5 separate regions of the Mus musculus genome follow, and regions 2, 3, 4 and 5 are each linked to region 1. A link is a loop called in an ENCODE intact Hi-C map of the cell type or tissue named here. Cell type or tissue: left cerebral cortex. All regions are shown on one strand.

The links. Hi-C counts contacts between places; a loop is a spot of excess contacts. Peaks named below come from ENCODE experiments on the same cell type or tissue, not always from the same donor. Only the 100,000 strongest peaks of a DNase experiment are listed, where the experiment ranks them.
Region 2: it touches region 1 in a loop (3-fold over the local background); 10 of 42 quality-filtered maps call a loop at or near these places.
Region 3: a loop joins it to region 1, with 3 times the contacts of the local background. A loop is called at or near these places in 7 of 42 quality-filtered maps.
Region 4: it touches region 1 in a loop (9-fold over the local background); 40 of 42 quality-filtered maps call a loop at or near these places.
Region 5: it touches region 1 in a loop (3.0-fold over the local background); 14 of 42 quality-filtered maps call a loop at or near these places.

The regions. Positions count from the first base shown.
Region 1 is chr14:64,624,434-64,629,433 of GRCm38, forward strand. Gm36924 (a long non-coding RNA gene) reads left to right here and starts at 144. Exons shown (of 3, transcript XR_383509.2): 1 at 144-259. In left cerebral cortex, CTCF peaks have their summits at 19 (motif pointing right), 1,101 (motif pointing left), 1,701 (motif pointing right) and 2,767 (motif pointing right); DNase peaks (open chromatin) are centred at 38, 322, 772, 1,699 and 1 more place; H3K4me3 peaks cover 334 bases; H3K27ac peaks cover 1,267 bases.
Region 2 is chr14:64,992,682-64,997,681 of GRCm38, forward strand. It overlaps Ints9 (integrator complex subunit 9), which reads left to right. Exons shown (of 17, transcript NM_153414.5): 5 at 293-432; 6 at 2,301-2,387. Among named protein-coding and RNA genes, the nearest start is that of Ints9, 45 kb to the left of the region's middle. In left cerebral cortex, a CTCF peak has its summit at 2,372 (motif pointing left); a DNase peak (open chromatin) is centred at 2,364; H3K27ac peaks cover 355 bases.
Region 3 is chr14:64,863,135-64,868,134 of GRCm38, forward strand. All of the region lies in intron 4 of Hmbox1 (homeobox containing 1), which reads right to left. Among named protein-coding and RNA genes, the nearest start is that of Hmbox1, 84 kb to the right of the region's middle. In left cerebral cortex, a CTCF peak has its summit at 2,503 (motif pointing right); a DNase peak (open chromatin) is centred at 2,522; H3K27ac peaks cover 644 bases.
Region 4 is chr14:64,750,342-64,755,341 of GRCm38, forward strand. Kif13b (kinesin family member 13B) reads left to right here. Exons shown (of 40, transcript NM_001081177.2): 19 at 1-18; 20 at 1,165-1,314; 21 at 1,627-1,755. It overlaps Gm26225 (a small nucleolar RNA gene), which reads left to right and starts at 3,577; the gene lies at 3,577-3,711. In left cerebral cortex, CTCF peaks have their summits at 2,597 (motif pointing left) and 4,644 (motif pointing left); DNase peaks (open chromatin) are centred at 2,589 and 4,516.
Region 5 is chr14:64,954,758-64,959,757 of GRCm38, forward strand. All of the region lies in intron 1 of Ints9 (integrator complex subunit 9), which reads left to right. Among named protein-coding and RNA genes, the nearest start is that of Ints9, 7.0 kb to the left of the region's middle. In left cerebral cortex, a CTCF peak has its summit at 2,021 (motif pointing left); a DNase peak (open chromatin) is centred at 2,000.

The DNA of each region.
Region 1 (5,000 bases):
AGTATCACAGGTACCCACTAGAGGGCAGTGCTTGCTCCATGCAAACCCGGCTCTAGTTTTTTCTTCTGAAGGCCCGCAGGGATACAGGCTGCCTGCCAAAAAAAAAAAAAAAACTGAATTTTTAAAGAAACAACCAAATTTGGTCCTTCAGTTTTTGCTTGTTTGGGACACGGATGATAAACACATTAAGTTTCTGAGCACTCGAAATGACCAGTGTTACAAGATCCCAACAGCTCCTAATGGGTTTTTTAATTAAAAGGTAATTACATCATTTCACCCTCCCGTGTCCTCTCCCTTCAGCTCCTTCTATGCCTCTACTTATTCCTTCTCAGATTCATGGCCTCCTTTTCTGATGTGTGGGGAGAGTGGGTGGGAAATGCTTAAATACAACCGGACGAGTCCATTTAGTGTTGCTTGTACGCGAAGATTTAAGGGATGACAATTAAGGGGCTGATTTCTGGGAGAGGCTAATTCTTCTCTCAGTAGTCATTAGTTGCCTGTAGTTCTTTGTCTAGGAATGCCCCCCGCCCCCAGACGTGCCCCTTCCCCGTTTGTATGTCTATTGCTATTGTCTGTTTGCACGTCTCTCTATTGCTATTGTCGTAGCTCAGGTTTTGTTTCATTAGCTGTACTGCAGAGGCATCATGGATGCAGGTTCCCTGCCGTTTCCAGGAGACACAGCCTCACAGGAGATTTACGGTCTCGATCATTTGGCTCTTACAAGTATTCTGACCCCTCTTCTACAGTCTTCCCTGAGCCTAGGTGCGGGAGTTGTGTTGTAGATACAGTTGTTGGGGCTGGGCACTCCACACTCCATTGTTTCTTTGTATTTTAACCAGCTGTGGCTTTCTGTGATGCTCTCCATCCAGTGCAAACAACAGCTTCTTTGAGGAGGGGTGAAAGCTCCACTTGCCTGTGGGGTATAAGAACAAGCATTTAGGGCTGGAGAGATGGCTCAGCAGTTGAGAGCACTGACTGTTCTTCCAACGGTCCTGAGTTCAAATCCCAGCAACCACATGGTGGTTTATGACCATCTGTAATGAGATCTGATGCCCTCTTCTGGTGTGTCTAAAGACATCGACAGTGTACTTATAATTAAATAAATCTTTTTGTTTTTTTTAAAGAACAAGTATTTAAAATATGGCTAGGTAGTATGTTGTTCTGGCAAAATGGCAGGCATAGGCTCTCATCTAGGATCCATGACATCACTAGCCCCAGGTGGTTGGTTAGATTTCCCATATCCAGCAAGAGTTTCCTCCTTTGAGCAGGCCGCTAAATGCCTAGATATATGATTATCACTATTGCACCTTTAGAAATGCCTTGCCAGGCTAATCATGGTTGTGGTTCATCGAGGTGACATCTGGCCAGGAGTGTCGATTGCTTTCCTCCTTTGGGGTCTTGCACAGAACCTTCTAGCGCTGTGAAAGACAGGTCCCTAGTTTTTAAAATGTAGATTTCAGGTTGAAAGGTGTAAGTTCTTCAGAGGCTTTTGTCCAAAGTTTACAAAGATGGTAAGAGGAAGGAAATGAGGGTGCACAGCGCCCTAGATGTGTGTGTGTGTGTGTGTGTGTGTGTGTGTGTGTGTGTTTACATATAGTACATATTTAATGGTCAAGACTAACAACCAACAAAGCTCAGGAGGTCTGGGAGTCAGCACTGCAAACTCCGTAAGTGAACGACAGAGGTTAAGGCCTGCCACGTTGAGAAAGCATGTTAGTCACAAGGTGGCGATGTTGTATTAATGTTGACTCCCCCCCCCCCCCAACCTTTGAAGCTAGACAGACTAGCTTTAATCCCAACCAATCAGGCAAAACAGAGCATAACAAAACAAAAATAAAACAAGCAAACACTAAAAGTCCCTAGATTTAGTTAATAAATCTAAAAAAGCGACAGGTGATGGTTCACTCCTGTAATTCTGGAACTAGGGAGACTAAGACCAGAGTTCAAAGCCACTCTAGGCTACAGAGTAAGACTCTATCTATAAATAAATAAGCCTGGACCTTAAAAAATCTGTGCAGAAAAATATAAGTACAGCTAGACACAGCCTGTGCTGGCCAAGATGGCCTCAAACTTGCTGCATAACCAAGGCTGACCTTGAACTCCTGAATCTCCTGACTCCACCTCTCCGTGGGGCTTACAGACATTTGAGTTCCTGGTTCATGCACTCCTGTGAATGCACGCCTGCTGGGCAAGCACTCTGAGCTATCTTACAGATGCTCGGATGAGTCTCCAAGCACCTTGATCAACTGTGAGCTGTTTCCATCAAATCTAGCTTGACAGCATTACCAGCTGGCAAGGCTATCTTTAATCTTCTCACCCTTGACTATCTTGCAAGAAGTAAAGACTTCCTCTTGCCCCTTGGGCCATCCTGTTTTCTCCGGCTATATCTGAATTAACAGCAAAACATCCTGCATGGGACTATAATTACTTATGCAAGAAAGCCCTACAGAGAGTGAATGTACTTAAAGCCTCTGTGCATTTGCTTGTTTGTCTCCAAGTTCTGTCGAGTTGGCTGCTCTGGGTTGATTGGTATAAATACTCTGCTTGTGCCCGGTTTTCATAACTCCTGTGACCTTGACATTCAGGGAAGAGAGCCTCAATCCTTTTCAAAGTTTCTGTTATATTATACTCCCTATCTCAGAGCCATTCCTTCAGGGTCATCTTTGCCAACTCACCTACAAAAGCTAAAATATAACCAAGTGCGTACTTTTCCGGTCAACCATCATTTTAGCAGTAATTCAGGGACAAGATTCTGCGTATGGCCTCAAGGAGGCGCTCACGGCCCGCAAAGCAGAGAAAGGCCCACCCCGCAGTCCCTGCCTTTGCAAACTACCTCCAAGCAGCTAAACACCGAAGTGCACCTTGGGAGAACCTGAAGGATGTTGGGTTAAAAGAATTAAATCAGTCACAGGGGCAAATTCTACATGACTCCTCTCATACGAGATCCCCAGGGCAGTGAAGTTCATAGAGAGGAAGTAGAATGTAATGACCAAGGAAAAGGAAAGGGAGAATTAGTTGTGGTTTGTGTATAATTTTTTTTTGCTTTGTTTTGTTTTTTGTTTGGGGGTTTTCCTGTTTGTTTGTTTGGTTGGTTGGTTTTGTGGCCCTGGCCTTCCTGGAACTTACTATGTAGACCAGGCTGATCACAGAGCTCCATCTGCATCTGCCTCCTGAGCTCTGGCATTAAAGGCTTGGTGCCATCATGAGTGGTGTGTGTATTTCATTTTTAATTTTAATTGTTCTATGTATGAGTGGAAGTGCACACTCATGCCAGGGTGTATTGGGTAGAGGTAAGAGAAAAACGTTTTGAAGGCTGCTCTCTCCTTCTGTTGTGTGGGTAACAAGGATGAACGCAGGTCATAGAACTTGCACAGCAAGTGCCTGCAAGTGCCTTTATCCTCTGGGCCATCTCACAAGTCTGGGGATTGATTTAAAGGGCAGGCGAGGCATTCCAGTTTTATAACTGGAATTTTATAACTGGAACAAGGATTGAGGATTTCTTCCCTGAAGGTCAAGGTCATGGGAGCTATGAAAACCCAGCTCAGATGGAGCAGATTTACCCATCACACGGCTCCGCGGATGCTAATGCTAAGTATGGCAGCAACTACCTGTAACCGATGGGAATCTGAGGCTAGTCTGGCTACATGAAAGATCCCTCTCCCCTTCCCCTCCTCCTCCTCTCTTCCCCCTCCCTGCTCCGCCCCCCACCCCCGCACGCATGCACGGTGCTCCGCGTGAATGTACTCTATGCCACCACTGGACTGAGCACTGGGTGAAGACGATAGTGCCTTCTTTATCCCATGACCAACAGGAAATCCTCTCAGCTCTACACTCACAGCAGAGTCTGGCTGGGTGTGATCACTTTGCCCAGCCCCCATCACACCGCCAGGCACGTCTGCCCTGCCACTCTGCCCTCTGCTCCCGCCCTGTACAACAGTGTCCTCCTTCCCTCCCCCGCACCACACCACGCCTTATAAGACACACCACGCCTTATAAGACACCTCATGGTTACTATTGTCGCTCACTCTCTATGTTTCCCTTGGTTTGGACCAGGCTGGCTCCTTCACTCCACATACACAAGCACTGCAGGTCACCTCAGCTGAGTGCCCTTCCTGTCTGCTGACCTCTGGTTGGCCAAAGCAGGCTCTAGTTCAGGGTATATTATGTACAGCTACGATGATGAATTGGGGTCTTCTTACCTCCTACCTGGCCCATCAGGGTCCTCTCTCATCTCATTGGCCTATAGATACAACACCTGGGTGGCTTTCTCCTCCTAAAATGCTGAATAAACACCCTAGCTAGAGAATAAAGACAGGTTAACCCCAGGAGAGACAGGCAGTTTCTGATCCTGACCTTTCAGGAACTGGACAATTAGACCTGTGCCAGTCGGGTGAGCATTTGTTTATTTGTTTGCCGGTTACTCTTTACTTATTTAATAGATTTACTTGTTCATAGATTTATTTCTTGTGTTATTTTATGCTTATGTGTATTTTGCCTGCATGTATATGTATGCACCACATATGTACCTGGTGCCTGTGGAGGTCAGAAAAGGGTATTAGATTCCCTGGAACTGGAACTACAGCCAGTTATGAGCCTCTGTGTGGGTGTTGGGAACAGAACCCGGGTCTTTTGCACGAGCAGCAAAGACTCTACACTGCTGAGCCATCTCTCCAGGCACTCACCTGAGCTACCTTGGAAGTCACACAGGAAAGTATGGAGGGTTTGGGTTTTGTTCTGTAGACTGGGTCTCACCAAGCCCCGTCTGGTGTCAAAATCACTATGTAACTGAGGGTAACTTTGAACTTCTAATTCTCCTACCTTCACAGGAAGTGCTGGTTTTTCAGCACCATGCCCAGTTTATTTGACACTACAGACATAAACCAGGCTTCAAGCGTGTGAGGAAAGTGTTCTACCTACTAAGCTACAGCCCCAGCTCCCTACTATTGGTTTTGGTTTTGGGTGTTGTGTTGTGTCGTTTTGTTTTGTTTTGTTTTGAAACA
Region 2 (5,000 bases), 370 kb after region 1:
GTAAAAGTAGTTGTCTCTCTATTTGCCTTTTGAAGACCAGTTTGCTAAATGTATAGAGCAGAGTGATCCTGGTAAGCTGGCCGTGTTCTCGCGGCTAGCCGTTTTGCCCAGCTGTCAGCTGTCAGTATTAGGACACATCCACGGTGAGAGAGGGGTGGTGTTGCGGGAAAGGCCTCATTATTCTGAAGAAGCAGAGCTACTACTCTACATTCTGACAGCATCATTTGTCAGTCCCGTCCTGCTGCTCTATGTGCCCTGGCACAGACGCACATCACCCTCCCTTTCTCTCCAGACCGAGCTAATAGACCTGTCTACAGTCGATGTGATCCTCATCTCTAACTACCACTGCATGATGGCGCTGCCCTACATCACCGAGCACACAGGATTCACAGGCACAGTGTATGCCACAGAACCCACCATGCAGATCGGCAGGTGAGAGGTGTGGCTGCCAAGCTCCTTCTGTGGCCACTGTGGGGTGTGATACCAGAAATGTGTAATTTATTTCCCAGGACAAAGATGAGTATGCCACTCTCTAGACACAGGAATGCTCACCGGAGATGCCTAGAGATGGGTACCCCTGGTAGTGTCTGGGTCTTTCTTTCAGCATAGCTGTTCATAGGCAGCTCCTCTGTAAATGGTACTGAAGAGGTCAGAGGCTTAGGAAGATGCCACAAAGATCCAGAGCAGAAAGTGTCAGAGCAACAGAACTTTGCTTATTTAAGTGAAGAAGAAAAAGAAAAAACTTTATTACTTTGCTTTGGAAAGATCCCCTTTTTTTCATGATTTGCTGAGGACTATAAATAGAAACTTGTAGAAAACAAGGGAAGAAGAGTAATCAAAAATTACAGTCTTCAGTCAACCAAGAAGGTTGTCCTTTCTTCTTACCCCAGCTAAGCCTTTACAGTGTAGGCGGATGGTATACATTACCATAGAATCAGTTACTTAGAGAAAAGGAAAGGAAAAAAACCTAGAAAGAAAATTATTACTGAAGAAAAAAAATCCACACATAATGTATTGCTTTGAAATAACAGTATAAGGTAAAGCTTTCAGGATCCAATATACAGGGTTGATTGTACTATAAACTGTTAGATTGTACTCTAGTGTCTTACAGATACCCAACAAGATGAGCTAGTGATTAGAAATAAAACAGAACCTTTAGTGTGAAAACGTGACCTACAGCTTATACAAAAACAGGAAGGGATTCCAGGGACCCGAAATTGCCATTATAGGAAAACAAGACAGCAGCCTGGTTGAGAGAAAGCATTACAAGTCCCGTAGTCTGCAAACAATGGCAATCAAGGAGCATGAACCTGGGCCTCAAATCTTGGGGTGCTGGAGCCAGGACTGCTGCCTCGAGAAGGAGACAGTAGTTAGGGAAACAGATGGATGTGAAGTGTACGTGTTTGGGTTTGCCAGTAAACTTACTTGTTGCTGTTGTCTCTAAATTGATACAGAGAGGATATTACCCTGTGTTCTGTATTAGCATGAACTGGATTCAGATATTGAAAATGTATTTCTAGGTGGGTAGGAAGGTGGATATATTGTTTTTTTGGAGGACAGTCTCATTCTGAAACCCAGGCTAGCCTAGAACTCACTATGTAGCCTAGGCTACTCTAGAACTCATGGCAATCTTCCTGCCTCAGCCTCCCAAGTGGTAAGATTACAGAGATGAGCTGCCAGGTCTGGCTCTACTTCTAGCTGTTTGATTATCATCTAGTTTTCAGGGTGCTGTCAATGTCTGTGTAGCCGTGAGCCAGCTGAGTACAGTGCTCCTTGGGCTCCCTTAGCTGTATTTGGGTATTCCATCTCAGAATGGCAGAGGTCTGTCTCACTGCAGATCTTTTGGGCAGCTTTCAAATTAGTTCTTGATGTCTCCCTCTATGCTAGTGGTTCTCAACCTTCCTAATGCTGCAATCTTTTAATACAGATCCTCACGTTGTGGTGACACCCCCCCAGCCCTAAAGTTATTTTTGTTGCTACTTAATATAACTGTAATTTTGCTACTGTTATGAGTTGTAATGTAAATATATGACATGTAGGCTAGCTGATGTATGACCTCTGTGAAGGGGTCATTCTCATGCCCCCTCTCCCGTCCCCAAACAGGTCAAGACCCACAAGTTGAGAACCACGGCTCTAACTGGAGCATTTTTGATTCCCAAACTATGTGTCAGCTTCTTACATCAGTTGAAACGCCTATCTCATGAGACAGGCTAGTGAAAAGGGGGCAAATCCACCATTCCCGGCTGTAGTGTTTGCAGCAAATTGTTCTTCAGTGTTCTTTATGCTTTGTTTAAACTCAGGCTTCTCATGGAAGAGCTGGTGAATTTCATCGAAAGAGTGCCAAAGGCCCAGTCTGCCTCCTTGTGGAAGAATAAGGATATACAGCGGTGAGAACAGCCCTCTCCTTGTTGGCTCCAGAGCTTCTCAAGTCTCCTTTGTACTCCAGCACAGACCTGGTTAGAGTGGAAGGTGGAAGGGCTTTCTTTAATTCACACTCAGGCCCCATGCGGGCTGTGCAGCTTTGGGAGCACCTGGCTCCACGGAGGGCCGGGGTCTAATGGTCCAGGTCACTCAGGGCTTGCCAGGACTGTCTAAAGAGTCCTCACCACAGTGTGGTTGACACTCAGAAGGTAAAGAGCTAGGGATGGCAAGAGGGCTCTGTGGGTAAAGGGGCTTGCCACCAAGCCTGTAGACCTGAATTTGATCCCCAAGTCCCACGTGGTAGGAAAGATCCACACCTCACAGATTGGCCTCTGACATGTGCCTTGTCACATACTTACCCAAGTACATACATCACATACACACAATAAATAAATCTTTTTTTTAATAAATAATGTTTGCTGTTTAAGGAAGCTGAGGAGGACATTTCTTAGATGATGTGAATCAACTCGAAGAAAAGATTTCCTTACATAAAAGCCGGGGGCTGGAGAGGTAACTGGATGGATAAAGCATTTTCTCCTCATTCATGAGAATCAGAGTTCAATCCCCAGAACCCACATAAGAGTGAGCAAGCAAGCCCAGCACGTGACAGGCAGAAATGGACTCCTTGGAGCTCGCTGGCTAGACTGGGCAGAACTGGTGGCTTCAGATTTGGGTCTCCACACAAGTAAACACATGCATGTTCACATACCACTACCACTCACATGCATGCACGCACACACACACACACACACACAACAGTTGTGTTGAAGAGGTATCTGGTTTCATGTCATGGGATGGTGAGAAATTCAGTGTTGATAGGTGGGTAGGGAAGGGAAGCAGGGAGGGCAGGTTGGAATGAGGTTATACAGTCTCCTACAGGGGAGGTTGAGGCTTGCACCATTGAGTGTGTGCAGGTCATTAGTAGGGAGGCCTGTAAAGAGAATGACATGACCACATTTGGTTTGGAAGAAAGGAACTCTGGAAGCAACATGGGAGTTGTGAGGCCTGCAGAGATGGAGACAGGGAGACCAGCAGGGGGCCATGTCAGACCCAGAAGACAAAGGTCTGAACTAAGGCGGAAGCAAGTGAGCTTGAAGAAGACTGCAGCTCCAGGGAGGTGCCTGAGTGGGGTTAAAGGGATCGGTAAGCATAAAGGGAGCTGCAAAGTAGTAACGAGGAAGGCGAGTGGGAGCCAGGACATAGGAAGGTTCCAAAAACACAGGCTTGTGGGTGGTGACATGTGCCTGTAATCCTAGCACTCTGGAATGGGAGGCAGAAAGACCAAAAGCTGTGTCAGCCTAGACTGCATAAGCTAGTTCTAAGTCCATGTAAGAGCTGTGCGCTAGAAACCAGATGCAAACAAAAGATAACTAAGGAAACTAGCAAGTAAAATGGAGATGAGGCCCTTGGATGTGGAAAGTGGGAGATTAGTGACCATCCCCAGAGTTTAGGTAGAGTGTCATGCAAGGACCAAGAGACTGGGCTGTGGAGGTAAGGTAAAGGATAAATACCATGGAAGGAGCATGGAGGTGGCTTGATCCCACACCCACGCACTCTTACCTGCCCTGCGGTAGAGGACACCGGTCAGCTTGACCTGTCGTGTCTAACCCCAGCAACGGCTGCCTTCACCCCTGGTCCCATCTTCTGCTCTTAGCATGGAGAGCCTGGGGGTCAAACTGCATTAGACTTCCTGAGAATTCCTGATCCCGCCCCTTTCTCCAGCTGTCCTGCCCATCGCTTCCTTGTCCCCAGCTGATAATAATGATGATGATAATAGCAGTCAACCAGGCCTCGGAATGTCAGTGTCTTAGATTTTACCAGTCTTCCTGTAAATGTATGTGGGCTATCACGTTTTTGTGTTCCAGAGTTTAGGCACACGTCTCCTCTATGTGTTCCTTGTACACACTGCTTACTTAACCTATGGATGGCTTTTTCTGCCAGACATTGCTCTAAATGTGTTCCTACAGCAGGAACTGACGCTTTGATGAGATGAGCAGTGGCATTATTGAGTTTACAGGAGAGAAGTGCCACAGAGAGGGTTGGTAACTCCCCAGGGTCATCTGATGGTGAGCGACAGGTTCTGACTTTTTAGGTGATTTCAGGCTACAGAGTCCACACTTCCACCCTCTGCTCAGTCAGTCTTTGAGGGCATATCCTGCAGCCCCCCTTATGTGGTGGGAATGGAAGTAGGTGTTCTGTGCCCCTTTTTCCTGTCTTGCAGGGATCTTCTGGGCGTCTCCTTGGTTGGTAGGATGGTGTGCAGGTGTCTCCGAATCATCTAGGTGTGCCATACCCAAGGTGTCCTGTCTCTGTTTGAGTGGCTTCCTTGAATCTGGCCACTCTCCAACAGTGGTACTGCCCTCTTTGTGTGGCATTTACAGTCTCAGCTGCCTTTTTCTCAGCCCTTCCTGTGCCACTCTCTGCCCGAGCACACTGGACCACATGGGACCCCAGGTCCTGACAACCTGCCTCCTTAAAAGAGTCTTGGGGCTGTATTTTCTTTCCCTGTAGTAGACCACATATGCCTTGGCCTCCCTTACGTATTTCCTCTTGTTTATTTATGTTCTTATGTACTCAGC
Region 3 (5,000 bases), 240 kb after region 1:
TACTAACAGTAAATAAATAGATAAATCTTTAAAAACCAAAAAGATGACAAGAGAAAACATGGCAGGAGGAGATAAAAGAAAGATGACAACAGAAAGTTCTCTGAGTAAACACTTTCACTTTTCTTCTTAACGTACATGGGGGGGGGGGAGGTGCACACGCACAGGACAACCTGAGTTTCAGGAACTGGACACAGGTTGTCAGGCTTGGTGTCAGGTGCTTTTACCCACTGAGTCATCTCACAAATAAATTTTATTTATTTATTTATTTATTTATTTAATTTTATTTTTATATTTTTTGGTTTTGAGACAGGGTTTCTCCGTATAGCCCTGGCTGTCCTGGAACTCACTCTGTAGACCAGGCTGGCCTCGAACTCAGAAATCCGCCTGCCTCTGCCTCCCTAGTGCTGGGATTAAAGGCGTGCGCCACCACGCCCGGCTTTAATTTTAAAAAAGAATGACGAAATGATCATTCAGCACCATGAAGTCAAACTGTATTTGAATTTTCCTTCTGTTACCACATAGGTAAAAAAACAGACAAGTTTAAAAATATATACTAAGAAAAAGTATGTCTGAGATCTGTTAGCGTTCTCCAATATTAAATCACCCTCATGTTAGAACACAGTGCCCATCAGCCATGAGAGCTGTACATGCTGTGTTGCAGGTAGCAAAGCCCATCCAGAGGACATCAAGTTACAGCATATTCCCATAGCAGAAACTGGCATGCTTTAAATGTTTTCTTTGTTTTGTTATATTGTTTATTTTTTGAGAAAAGGTTTCTCTGTGTAACCCTGGCTTTCTTGGAACTTATGATGTAGACCAGGCTGGCCTTGAACTCAGAGATCCAACTGCCTCTGCCTCCTGAGTACTGGAACTAAAGATGTGTGCCACCACAGCTTGACTAAATTTAATATGTTTTAAAAGCTACAAAACTCTCAAAACTAATCTAACAACAATAACTCAGTAATACTTAGTATTAGCAAGAACATGGAATTCACACATAGCAGGGCTATTTCCAGAAGCAAATGGACAGGATCCATAAACACTGAACTTGAGGTATACATACCACAGGAGTGCGTGATTACCCAGCACACACATACTCAAAAGACATGCACAAGAAGCTTCAGAAATGAGCATTACCCAGAGAATTCCCTGGTTCCAAAACTTAAATGGCCATCAAATGCAGAATGCATATATTATGGTATCTGTGTCTTCTACTGCAGACTGCCATAGCAACAGGAAGAGGATAAACTAGTAGTATATGTACAGTATATGGGCAGACCTCACAGAAACAACGCTGCTTCCCTAAAGCCAAAAACATACAAAAGCCATACACTACACTATACATCAGGATGTAAATCAGCATACTGGTACCCATGCAGGAAAAAGGTCAAGGATGATGGTTTATGTAGTGGCCAGTGATGTTCTTTACTGATACGGAAGGTGGTAATGTGGATATCTATACTTTATGAAAGTCATTGAGTTGTCACCTACTATACATATTTAAAAAGGTCCCCACAAATTTTTTAAAACTCAAAGATTATATATATTTAATACTATATATTTAATTAACATATGTTAATATGGGAAGATGCCCTTGATACATAAAGTATATGCTTTTATGAATATAACTTTATATGCCCTGTATTACATTTATATCTAAATATATCAAAAGCTTACAGATGCACACTATAAATGTAAATTTTCCCTACATTTCTACCACTAAAACTTTCTCAATCTTTCTATAAATGTTTTAATGCCTGGCTTTTGACACTGAATATTTTAGTTTCTGTTCGTTCTTTTAGAAACAGTGCAATTAAAGTAAATGAAGACTTATAAAAAGAAGTCCACTTCTGCTTTTTGTCTGCAATTTTACTCTGAGGTAAGCATGTGACGGACTTAAAAATGTCACACACATTTCTCTCTGTATAATAATGAATGCAATGAAACAAAGGGAGGAGCAGGCAATACAGGCTGTCTTCCTGACTCACCTTGGATTCGGACAATAAATGCAGAAAATGAACCAGTTAACCAAGCCATTTCCAGAAGAGGCATTGCAAAACAGTTGAATAAACAGCAAATGTCACACTCAGAAATGACTTTCCTCTAGGGTCCTTGACCCACAATCGCGGCTGCTCTGGGAGCTCTGTGGGACTTGACATTCAGGTCCTCGAAGCTTCTCTGCACTGTCTGCCAGCTCTGCTACTTCCCTTGGGAGAAAATTCCAGATAGTCTCTTCCCTGCTGTGGAAGAAATTCTTGGGAAAAGTTTCAGATCTTCAAAAACCTCTTTTCTACCTCTTGTAGGGCAGAAGCAAAGGCAAAGTTTCATATAATTTACATACACCGACTAAAACTAAGCCCTGCTTAATTTCTTTCCAGTGAGAAAGTAAGCCCCTTATATCCAAAGTGGTTGGAGGTAGTCTTTAGCTGGCATCCATAATGTCTTGTGAACGTCAGCTTTACTGACTCCTCTCTGGAGTTTACACACCACGCTTCCTCCACTAGAGGGCTCTCAACTAGAACCCAGCCTTCTAAATCTCAACACTGGACTCTGGATTCCTCTCCATGTTTTGTTTCCTGCCACAACCTACTGGCTCTTCACCTTGGAATGAGGGACACAGCCCCTCCAGAGCATGATCATTTTGGCTCCAGGTGCTATGTTAGCTTTCTACTCATTAGTGGCCACTGGGATTCCATATTTAAGCCTCTTTCTTTGATCATCGTAATTATCAACAATGATTTAAAATGTCATGTAAATGCAAGAGACTCTCAGGGCACAGCCTGTTCTTGGAAACCACTGGCTAGGCAACTTTAATGAGAATTTCTCATAGACCAACACAGTAAGCCTAATCCATTATCCTCCCCCCTCATCTGCTCATCTTCCTATAGGAGTTAGCTCAGCTTAACCTCTCACCCACTCCCTCCCCTAAAGCTTGCATTTTTACCAAAGCTCTTTCTTCTAGTCATCACTCCCCTGTTCAGCCTCTTTTACCTGAACAACCGTAACGACTCTGATGGCCCCAACAGGCCATCTCAGAACTACAAAATACAAAATCCTTATGAACGTTCAGCAATTTTCAAAGTCCTTTAGCAATTTTCTACCTCAATCAGAGCTATGTTTAGATATGTTTTGTTATATTTGAGCCAGAGTCTCACTAGATAGCCCTGGCTGGCCTGGAAGTCACTATGTGCCTCAAGCTTGTCTCCCACACTTAAGCTTCCTATTTTAGTGCTTTTGAGTGCCACATTATAATTATATTCTAATTATATATTCTCTATAAAAATTCAAGTATGTTGAACACACATAAGAAAATACTTTTTTTCCACCACTTTCTTATTTATTACCTTAGAATCATTCTTGTTTGTTTGGTATGGATGCATAAGACCTTCCCAATACATGTAACACATAAACTTTTAAAGAGCATACACATAGTAAGAGACTGACTTTCTCCACCATGCACAATGTTCATCCAATTCCTCTCTTAACCCAGGAGACAGCAACCTCAGGAGACCTCTAGCTCTGTCTTGTGCTGTTTGCTCCATGGCAGGCATGTCTCACTCTGTAGCCTGAGCTGGCTTTGAACGCTTGCTGCTCCTTCTCCCTCAGCCTCCTGAGTGCTGGGGTTAGAGCTGAGTCATTGGACCAGCTTCACGGTGACTTTTTATTGACTATTCTTTTTACATTTTCTGTTGTGTGTATGAATGATGTATGTCCACACGTGTGTGTGCCTGATGTCCATGGAGGCTGGAAGAGGGAGTTAGATTTAGTTTTTAAGCTAAAGCTTAACTGACCTGGCAAAGCTGCTTCTGCATTTCTGATGTATATTGTCTGGAATACTAGAGGCTTATGTTTCAAGATGCTAATAAATTCTGGGATAAAATTTTATGCAGCAACAGATGAGGAAGCCACACACACTCACTCGCTCTGGGACCTCTGTCTTTACTGTAATCTTCACATTAACTTCTGATTTTTAGTTTCACTTTCATTTGGTCCTGACCCAGAGTCTCCACCACAACTTACTCAGGGCTAGGTTTAAATGGATTCAAGATTTTCTCATTCCCCAATTTTCTGACTTTGAAGCCCTATATATTTGTTGTAAACTGAGGTATATTCTACAAAGGTTTATTCTCATATGTATACAATGAGTTTTGAAAAATGTGCATGTGTGTGATCATGGTATGACTCAAAATATAGTTCTCTTCCTGCCCTTTCTTGGTTCTGATTTCAGTCTATACATAATTTTTGCATTTTCAGCTTAATTCTTGTTGGCACTATCTCACATGGAGTTCTTCTTACTAGTTCAAGTTGACTGGTGCTGGGTTAGCCAGGCCTTATCCACTTGAGGGTCTGTATCCGTTACATATTTGGAGGACAATACATTTACAGAGATAAATTGGGGTCACTGTTCCTTCAGGATCTGTGCAGCTGCAGTAAAGTGAGTGGGAAGGGCACAGCAAGAATCTCTACCGATGGCATGCCTCTGTGAAAGGAAAGCAAGACAACTTCTATAAAGGCACTGACAAGTATGCTCTCAAAGTCACCCTTTTCAAGGCTGTGCAAACTATCAAGGGCTCACCATGCAGCACCTACACGGCAGCTCTCGATCACCTGGAACTCCAGTTCCAGGGATCCAACAACAGGCCTCCATGAGGGTGCACATCACATCATCACCCCCCCCCACACACACACACACTATTAGTAAATATGTCTTTAAAAAGAAGAATCAATCAAAATTGGCCTGGAAGCTAGTCATGGTGACTCAGGCCCGAATCCTCAGGAGGCTGAGGGAGAAAGAGTAGCAAGCGTTCAAAGCCAGCTGAGGCTACAGAGCGAGACACTGCCTGCAATCGATCAAACAGCCAAACAACACACCATAACAAACACAATACAACCACAGGAAGATGTGTCCTTACAGTAACTGGGATAGCAGACTTACTCAACATAGGAACCGTCTAAAAAGCTACAGAAAAGGATGAGAAAAATGGCTTATCCTATAAAAA
Region 4 (5,000 bases), 130 kb after region 1:
TGTGAAGAAGACAGCCCGGTAAGCAGCTGAGGAACCCCTTCCCTGGTAGTCTGAGAAGGAGCCATACCATCTGCCCAGCTGTGGGACACTGCATGCTTTCCCAAGATTGTTTCTAGTTTTAAAGTAAAATTTCTGTTAATCCTTAAGTTGTTGAGCTAAGTAAGTCGTTCAATAGTTGGGCATGTGCATATTTTCGTTTGTATCTCCTCTTCTCTTTGGATTCTAGCAGAATTTCCCCTTTCCATCTGTCAGTGAGTGTGTCTGTCTCAGGTTGCTCTGGGGTTCTCTTTGAGGTAGGGGCCAGGCCTTCTCAACACACTGCAGACGATTACTCCTCAGTCGATGGGTTCACACTCATCAGTGCACCCTGGTGTTCGCACTGCTAGGAAGGTCCCTGAAGGCATTGAGATCCCAGAGTAAGTGTCCAGCTCTGTCCTGGTGCTGCTCCTCTGCCGACACGTTTCCTCGTTCCCTTCAGCCATGCAGTTGTACGTGCTTAAAACAAACACATGTAGCTTGTTGTTTTTGTCTACAAGTTTCTTTTGGACACGGTCTCTCTGTGGCCCAGCTTGTTTTGAACTCAGGCTCTTTCTCACTCAGCCTCCTAGGCGGGATCATGGTGGAACACTACTACAGCCTGCTACCTATACCAGTGTTTTCAATCCTGTTGGGCCCGTTTCCACTTGGAGTTGCTTTCTTTCTTAGCTTTTTCTTTTATTTATTTATTTTTAGATTATACTCAATAGAAATGGCTTTTTATGGTTAGGTAATATTTTTGCCTAAATTTGTAATTTTCTTCAGTATTCCTCTCCTTCTTTGACTTAGAGATAGGTATAAAAATGAATGCCAAAAAAGTTCAGCTGCTGCTGTTGCTGTCCTAATTTGCAGTAGTGTATTTAGCAACTCAGGATCTTCTTGCCTAAAAGATCAGTGAAGAGGTTAGTGCTCTCAGTTGCTGCTTTTCAGTCCCTGAGGCAGGAGAATCTCTGTGAATTGAAGACAGCTGTGGCTTGTATAGTGATTTCCAGATTAACCAATGTCATGCAGTGAGACCCAGTCTCAAAAAAAAAAAAAAAAAATCAGGATATAATGGTAAAAGTTGTTGTTCAGATGATTCTTTTTTTTTCCCCTCTTTTGAATTTGTATGTTTGGAATTTCTTTTAGGTTAGCCGGTCCTACTTCAAGCGTGCTGACCCATTCTATGATGAGCAGGAAAACCATAGTCTCATCGGTGTGGCCAATGTCTTCCTGGAGACCCTGTTTTATGACGTGAAGTTACAGTATGCTGTGCCGATCATCAACCAGAAGGGAGAGGTTGGCTATCACTGCCTCAGTCAGCAGACAGCTCAGGGGACAGTGAGGGGTACTGACAGGACACTTGTTGTTAATATCTTTGTTTTAAACCAGTCCTAACTAGTGATAAATATTTGTCTCATGGGCACCCTGGGTTTCCATTGGGCTGTAAGGAGGACTTTCCTGTTTTACTCAGATTGCAAAGCAGCTGTTAGAAACTCACCTTTAGTGCCTCACACATTGTTACCCTCTGGCTTTATCAAGGAAGACAGGTCCTGGCAGGCCGAAAGAACTCAACCCAGAAACCAGCGTTTGCTTTGCTTCCTTCTTCAGGTGGCAGGCCGGCTGCACGTGGAGGTGATGCGACTCAGTGGGGCTATTGGGGAGAGGATTGCAGGAGGAGACGATCCTACAGAGGTCAGCTCTGAAAAGGAAGCCCAGGAGAACAGGCTGGTCTGCATGGTAAGCCAAAGACCTCGTCTAGAAGGAGCCCAGGTGGGACCATCAGTGAGATTGTAGGTTATACAATAAACTCATTTTCAACAACTTATAAATGCCCGTCTTCAGAGAAGTCTTTTAGTGTTCAGTATCTTGGGGATTGTGTTTTGACACACTTCTGGGAAGACTCACTCAGCACTTCCAGTACTTTTTCTCTGTGGGCTTGGACCAGTCACCTCTTCTCTGCCACTCATTGTCAGGGTGAGTGAGCTGCTTACCTGTCCAGCCCGTGTGGGTTTTCTATTACCGGAGCTCTCCAGCTCTGCCTCTCTATGGTCCTGTCCCTTAGCCATTTCATTTTCACCTGGCCTAGCTTCTCTGTACCTCCCTGGTTACTTAGTGCCTCTGCATGTGCCATTCAAGCCAACAGTTTCCAGCCCTTTCTATCTGGTCTTCCTGTGCATGTTGTTCATGGCAAACCGTGAGTGTTATGTCAAAAAGCTATGTCAGGTACCAGGGTAGAGATGAAAGTGCCAGGTTCCTGCTGTCCAGTAGCTAGAGATATGTGAGTATGAGCAGAAGCCTCTAGCGCAAGATCCATTGCTGTGATACTGCAGGTACCAGATGTGCCTGTGTACAGAGAAGCTTGAATTCAGATGATAGGTGCTGAGGGAGACTGAGGAATATTCTGGGAGAATGAGACTGTAAGAAAGGGTGTCAGGTAGCACCAGATTTACAGGCGCTGTGGTGTTTCCTGGTGAATAACATGGAGGGTCTCATGTTCTCTGGCACCTGCTCCTCTTCCCTCTTTATGCTGCAGTCCTTGTCTGAATCTCCAGATGCCCCCTAGTGGGCCAGTGCTGCTAGTGGTTCAGAATCCTGACAGGATTTGGTGACAAAATCAGCAAGAGTCTTTAGTTTAAAGGATATGACTAAAAGATCTGTGAAGAAGCAAGCCTAGGTCAGCTCTTAGTTCTAAACTCATCCTAGGTCAAGCTTTTGCTCAGTAAGTATTCTACAGTTGAGGTTGTCGAAAGGAGTAAGTTAGCACACAGCCATAGGAAGGGGGAAGCTGGTGCTGCTGAGAGCTGAGCTGCTTTCTGCAACTGTCTGCATGAGGAGGAGGCCTGCAGTGCTCTCATCAACAGTCTCGCTCTTGCTCATTTGTACTTGGCTTCACAACCTCCTCCTTGAGGCCATGTGCTTGCTCATCAGAGGTTGAGATGTAAGTTTTTTGGCTCTATGTGGCCATTTCTGAGATGACAGACAGTGATTACATCTCTGGGAGGTCGGCTGTCACAGTGTAAAATATGCCTGGCAGTGGTGGCATACAGCCTTATCCCAGGATTTGGGAGGCAGAGGCTGGTGGATCTCAGAGTTTGATGCCAGCCTGGTCTACAGAGTGAGTTTTAGGGCAGCCAGAGCTATGTGGAGCTACCCTGTCGCAAAAAAGAGGAAGAATGGAAATTTGTCACTGAAAAAAATGTGTGTCTGAGATAACATGGCTATTTTTAACAAATGTTAAGATTTAATGGAAAATAGGAAGCATGAAAGCAGGAAGGAAAGTGGTGCTTCCCTGCCCACCTGCTCCACAGTGTCCAGCCGCTTAGCGTGGCTCGGTCATGCATGCTACCCCACCCTGACCCCTACCCCAGGAGCACCTTGATGCCACCCTCGTATCAGACTTCACCTGGAAGCAGCATGTGGCTTCAAAATATGGGTACTTAAAGAAAGAGGATCATCTGGGTGTGGTGACACACGCTTTGATCCCAGCACGGGAGGCAGAAGCAGGCAGATCTTCGTGATTTCTAGGGCAGCCAGGGCTACACAGAGAAACCCTGTCTTCCCCAGAGTGTTGAGTTCAGTTCGGGGCACCTTCCCTGTTCTGTTAATTAAGCTTTGGGACATTGACACTGGCTGAGGAAAAAAAAGATTGAATAGAGAGTATTACTCTATTCATATACTTCCTAGCCTACACCCAGAGAGAGAGAGGGGAGAGGGAAGGAGGGAGGGAGGGAGGGAGAGAGAGAGAGAGAGAGAGAGAGAGAGAGAGAGAAGCCCTGTCTTGAAAAACCAAAGAAATAAAAAATAGGAAAAAAATTTAAAAATCAGTCAATCAAAATAGTAATTCCTTTAAGGCCATAAGCCGTGTAGTCAGCGTTCTTAAGTGTCTTTGGTGGGATTACCCAGGTTTCTTTTATGTCCAGATTCTCTCTCTCACCTTGAGATCTGCTTGTCGTGCCTGTGCTGTCCTGTTGTTCTGTTCATTGTCATTGCATGTCATGCTCAGCGGTGCTAGGCCCAGGTTGGGAGTAGCAAGGCATAATGTACCATAGAGTAGGAAAGCAAGAGTGTGATATGGGTGGTGGTGTGTTTTTATTTCAAAATTACTGGTTTGTAAAGTTGTCTTCATGTCATAATGAACTCTTAGATTTAAGACTTTGACTCCTGGGTATTCATTACTTTTATCAAAGCTCCAATGTTCCTAAATTTGAGTGGTGGCAGTCCCTTCCGTTGCCCCACGAACAGTAGACATTTTGCCTCATCTTGTCCACATTTCCTTTTCTGGACCCAGAATCCACCATTTCTTAAGAAGCAGTGTTCATTTAAGTTAGACATACTTAGAGACCAAGCCCTAGCTGTAGAGGCTCATTGTGTAAAAAGACAAGGGCAGATAAGACATCACACGGAGAGAAGCTCCTGTGGAAAGTCAAACGTGGGGATAGTTTCGATTCCATGAGTGAGGGAGATGATTGGCCCTACAGACATCTGCGTTTGTTTTCCCATGATGAAAGATTATGCCCATATTTCTGTTTTCAGAAACATTGCATTGAAAGCTCCAGGTGTCATCAATTCCTGCCAGTTCACTTTGGCTCTTTCATGTAGAGCTGCAAATTGAGCGCTATCCTGACACCTTGTGGTGATTTCAATTTTTGTTGTAAAAATTTAAAAAACAACAACAAAAAAACCAACCAAACCAAACCAACAACAAAAAGCTCAGCCTATGTGCTTGGTATGTTTTCCTCATTCATGGTCTTTATTCCTGGCAGTCTTAACCCTCAGGAGCTCCTGTAGAGGGCAGGTCAGCAAATCTGATCTTGCCTTTTGTTTATTCCAGCCCTAGACTGAGGTTCATTTCTGTAGGAGCTAACTGCTTTCATATGGAATGCCATCACAAATCAGCATGCGTGTTACGTCTGCTCAGCAGCACCTGGCCCAGCCAACATTCATCTCTCTGCTTTCAGTACTGAGGCCTCACCTCTGTAAAG
Region 5 (5,000 bases), 330 kb after region 1:
TCAAGCAGCTTCTTTGATGGGATTTGTGTTTTCTAACTTTACACTTCACTTTCTTCTTAATATTTGTTTGTTTTGATAGTAGGAGTACGAGTGCCTGCTTATGTACTATGTGTATGCAGAGGCTCAAGGAGACCAAGGAAGATGCTGGATCCTCAGGAACTATAATTATAAGCTTCCCCATAAGAGTCCTGGAAACCAAACTCCAGGCCTTTTCAAGAGCAGCAAATGTTTTGGTTTGGTTTGGTTTGGTTAGGTTTGGTTTGGTTTGGTTTTTCGAGACAGGGTTTCTCTATACAGCCCTGGCTGTCCTGGAACTCACTTTGTAGACCAGGCTGGCCTCGAACTCAGAAATCTGCCTGCCTCTGCCTCCTGAGTGATGGGATTAAAGACAGGTGCCACCACGCCCAGCGCAGCAGATGTTCTTAACCATTAAGCCATCTCTCCAGCCCCTAGCAACTCACTTTCTTTTTAAAAATGTATTTGATTATTTTGTGTGTAAGAGTGTTTTGCTCCCATACATGTCTGTATACCATTTGCATGCCTGGTACCCAAACAGGACAGAAGAGGGTACTGAATACCCAGGAACTGAGGTTCCAGACAGTTGTGAGCTGTCGTGTGGGTGCTGGGAGTCAAAGCCAGGTCAGGTCCTCTAGAAGAACAGCGCTCTTCACCACTGAGCCTTCTCTCCAGCTCCCAGCACATCACTTTGATGATGGCTTTTCATATGCACACTGAAGACATTGACTGCCATTTGAAGAGTTCCTAGTTAGATACTAACTCAAAGGATTTAATGACTGGCGATATTTATAATATTATTCATTATTCTGGCAGCTTTAACAAAATACATTCGTTGATATTTCCAGTTATAATCCTTTTAGGAGAGATTGGAAATACATCTTCTAAATTGGCACATTTTAGAGCACAGTTTGGTGTAGGTCGAGCCTAATCAGATACAACCTAGTGGTCAGTAGTTCAGCTAAATGATAGAAGTAGAAGTTGCCGAAGCCCCTCACCATCAAGTACGCTGAGTAGACTGGCAGCAAGTGAGCTTGAAACCCAATGGCGGGGACTCCAGTGGCGAAGTGAGGGTTAAAGTGAGCTCTATGATGCAGGATCTTTCTGAGCTAGTTCCAGTGACTGACAGAATCTTCATGCTTATCCAGTCCACAGATACTTATTATGCAACCACAGTATACCCATAACATTCAGTTTCAACACATTCCAGTTTAACTATTATGTTTGACCCCAAATAGCTATGGGTGGAATTACTTATAATTTTGCTGAGACATAGGCTTGAATGTGACTTTGGGATTAACGGCACTCTTGTGAGTGAGGCAAGCACCTCGCCTCCACACGTTGGCTCTTGACAGCTGTTGTCACTCTCTCGTTAAAGGCCTGAAAGGGAAGTCACTTTGATCTCCATTATAGCGTGCTTACTGAATTCCACGAGGGGAATTGTATATTACTGTTGCATTTACAAATTTAAAACTTGGAAAGGCCACAGACTGCATCTAAGCTCTAGGGCTGCTCTTTGTGCAAAACTGTTTCATTTTTACCTGTTTAAACTCACCATTACTCCTGGGAAAACAGATGGAACAGACAAATAAATTTATGTATCAGTTCAGTAGAGGATGAGCAGAACTCCACGTTCAGTTGTACATTATATAGAAAGTCTTTGTTTAAAACTGCAAATCCTTCTCCAAGGTCATTTAACAAATCATTGGGGGTTAGAGTGTGGTTGAGTCTCACCTTGTGCAGACATTCGTGGCCTCTCCTTGACAGAGTGACAAATTCTTCTGACGTCCTTGATCTTGAATCAGGAGTATAACATCTTTCTCTGTAAATGACAGTCCCTCAAAGTCGCACCAGAGACTGCTGGTCATGTTGCAGTTTGACTGTTAAAATGTCAACCTGACTTCAGGGTGTGTGTGTGTGTGGGGGGGGGGGGGGGGTCTGTTTCTCCTCACTGGTTGATTAGTGCGCCCTCCTGTGTCCCTCTGATGTAATGTCATGTCAAGCCTTTTGAACAGTGGGATTTTATCACAGCCCCAGTTTTCCCTTATTCATTTCCTCAAGCCCTGTAAAAGGCTGTGTGGCATGTAGCGTTACAACACATCACGTATGGTCGTGCCCTGTGATAAAAGTGGACATTTTGCATTTCAGAATCCTAAAAGTAAGTAACTGCCCTAGTGGCTTTCCCTGTGTACCCAGAGAGCCCTTTACCTGTCTCTCTGATGGTCAGCAGCATGTTTTTGACAGTCAGCCCACAACAGGAAGGGAACGGTCTCCCTCCCAACTCAGGGAAACGTAGCCATTTCTGGTGGAAAAGTGGTTCCTAGCTTACTATATGTCACCAAAGATCCAAGCATAAACCATCTCCCACATCTCGGTCTTCACTCATTTAGTCAGTCAGCAAATCTTGAACACCTCCTTTGTACTAGGCATTACTCAAGGGACTGGTGTAGTGCAGAGATCAAAATAGATATATTTCCTGCCTCTGGCTTGCTGGGTTTGTTATAGGATTCAGACAGTGTTACAGTGAATGCCGTGATTTAGCTATATTGCTGGTCACTGGCTCAAGTATTCTTGTAGTAAAAAATAGAGATTTTAGTTTTACTTGTAATCAGTAATATGCCTTCTTAAAATTTTAGTAATGTCTAGCTGCCACTAGCTTTCCATTATTCTGGTAATATGTGAGAAAGCTGTTTCTTATAACTATCTCCTTTCCTTGCCCTTCCTTATCCACCTGCACCGAACCTTCATATATACAAAACATTGGGGATTATGCATATGGAAAGACTTCTCGGAAAGGGGCATGAGGATTCACACCGGTAATCCCAGCACTTGGGAAGCAGAGGCAAGAGGAGTGATGCAAAGTCAAGGCCAGCCAGATCTACATAGTGAGTTGAGGCCAGCAAGGGATAGTTAGTACAACTCTGCTCCCCTCCTCCATTAAGCTAAAGAAACAAACAAGTCAATAAATAGTGCGGTGCCATAAGCAAGCTTCAAAAAACATTTTCAAAAGATCTTTACTGCTGTTTTTAAAATGCCAGTGTGTGATCATTAGGTGTTAAGGTGAACAGAATTGTGGGCTCAAGCAGGTAGACAAAGGATGTGAGCCACAAAGATCCTCAGAGCTCCAGAAAAACACCAGCAAAAAGCGAAGAGCTGACATACTAGGCAGGACTACGAAGAGGATTGAAGCCAGAGGTTCTGAGGAAAAGTGGGACACGGAAAGGGACTAGAGAAAACTTTTTTTAGATTTTTAAACTTTATGCGTGAGTATTTTGCATGCATGTATGTCTGTGTGAAACCAGATCGTGGGTTCACGCTGAACTTAGGTTGAACTCAAGTTAACCAACAAGCAGACACCTAGCACCAGTTTCCAGGTTACTCCCCATCAAGCCTGCCCCTGGCACTTCACTTCCTAACACCAGCAATCAGGAGGAAAGTACAAGTTCAGTTTATGATTTGCATAAGCTCCCAGCACCGGCCAATTACTTTAAAGGGCAACACAATTCCATAACAGCCCCCCACTCAGATGTGTGCCAGGCTAGAAACCCCCTTGACTGTGTGCTCACCTCTATAAATGCTTGCCTGAAGCTGGTCTGCGGCTTCACCCTCCCATCCTGCTGCATCAGAGACAGCGGTGGGGCCCAAGCTGGAGCTTGAATAAAAAGACCCTAGTGCGATGGCATCGGAGTTGGCTTCCTGGTGGTCTTTTGGGGTTTGCAAAGGGCCACAACACGTGAACCAACTTCATTCGTCGTGCCCAATGAGGTCAGAAGAGGGCGTCAGGTCCACTGGAATTTGAGTTACAGACAGTCCTGAATTTGGGGAATAAAAGAGACATCCTTTGCAAGAACAAATGCTCTTAACTACTAAGCCAGCTCTTCAGCCACTAGAAAAAAACTTGTAAGAGAAGAGTCAACCCCAGGGCCTCAGGATGTTAATTGACCAAGATGAAGAACTTACTGTGAGAAAAACAAGTTTAGATCACCACATAGCGCTCTATGTCCATGCCTTCTTTAAGGCAGCAAATGTTTCCGTTCATTGAAGTCACACCTAAGTGAACTTTAGCTTCCTCAAGGATGGATAGTTGGTCAGACGACATTCACAAAAGCATCTCTTCAATACAAATTGTGAAATTAATGCCCCTTTTTGCTCTTACAGTAGTTAATTTTTTTAATCATTCATGTTTATAAAGGAATGGAGAAAATTTATAACAAAATGTCTGACATATCAAAATTTCAGACTTATGGCTTAAGCAGATACTGTCTTTTCCTAAGTACAGTTTATCTGTATGTTCCTTTTTCATTGAAATAAAAGAAGCACACGTGATGATTGTATCTTTTGTCAGCTTGATAGTATCTAGAATCACCTACAAGATTGCTAATCCCAAAGATTAGAGGAGAAAGACTACCAATCCATATTATCATGGCCAAATTTAAAGCAAGCTTTTTTATTCTTGTACGAAGTCTGTCTCCTTCTAAGGTAGTAGGGGTTTGAGAGATCAGCATTAGATGTATTAGATGTGAGGAATGCAAGAGGTTATTGTTGCTGTTGTTGTTGTTGTTGTTGTTGTTGTTGTTGTTGGGTTTTGTTTGTTTTGGAGTTTGGGTTTGGTTTGGTTTGGTTTGGTTTTTTAGAGTTTCTCTGTGTAACTGTCCTGGCTGTTCCTTTGTAGATTAGGCTGACCTTGAACTCACAGAGATCCTCCCAAATGCTAGGAATAAAGGTGTTCGCAAGAATTTTATAGCTCTGGGGCATAGGGTTTACAAATTTGGGGGATTTGGTAAGCAAAATAGGCAGGGTTACAGGAACAGACCATAAGCATAGTAAGGTAGTTATACCGACCTCCTGAAACAAAGACTCAATCCTAACAACAGGGCATCATAGACAAAACAGGGTTTCCATTCCTGGGACAGGAAACAGGAATAAACCTAGTTTGTCTTTACTATATGATGGCTTTTAAGCCTAAAATGGAGGCAAACTGGTTC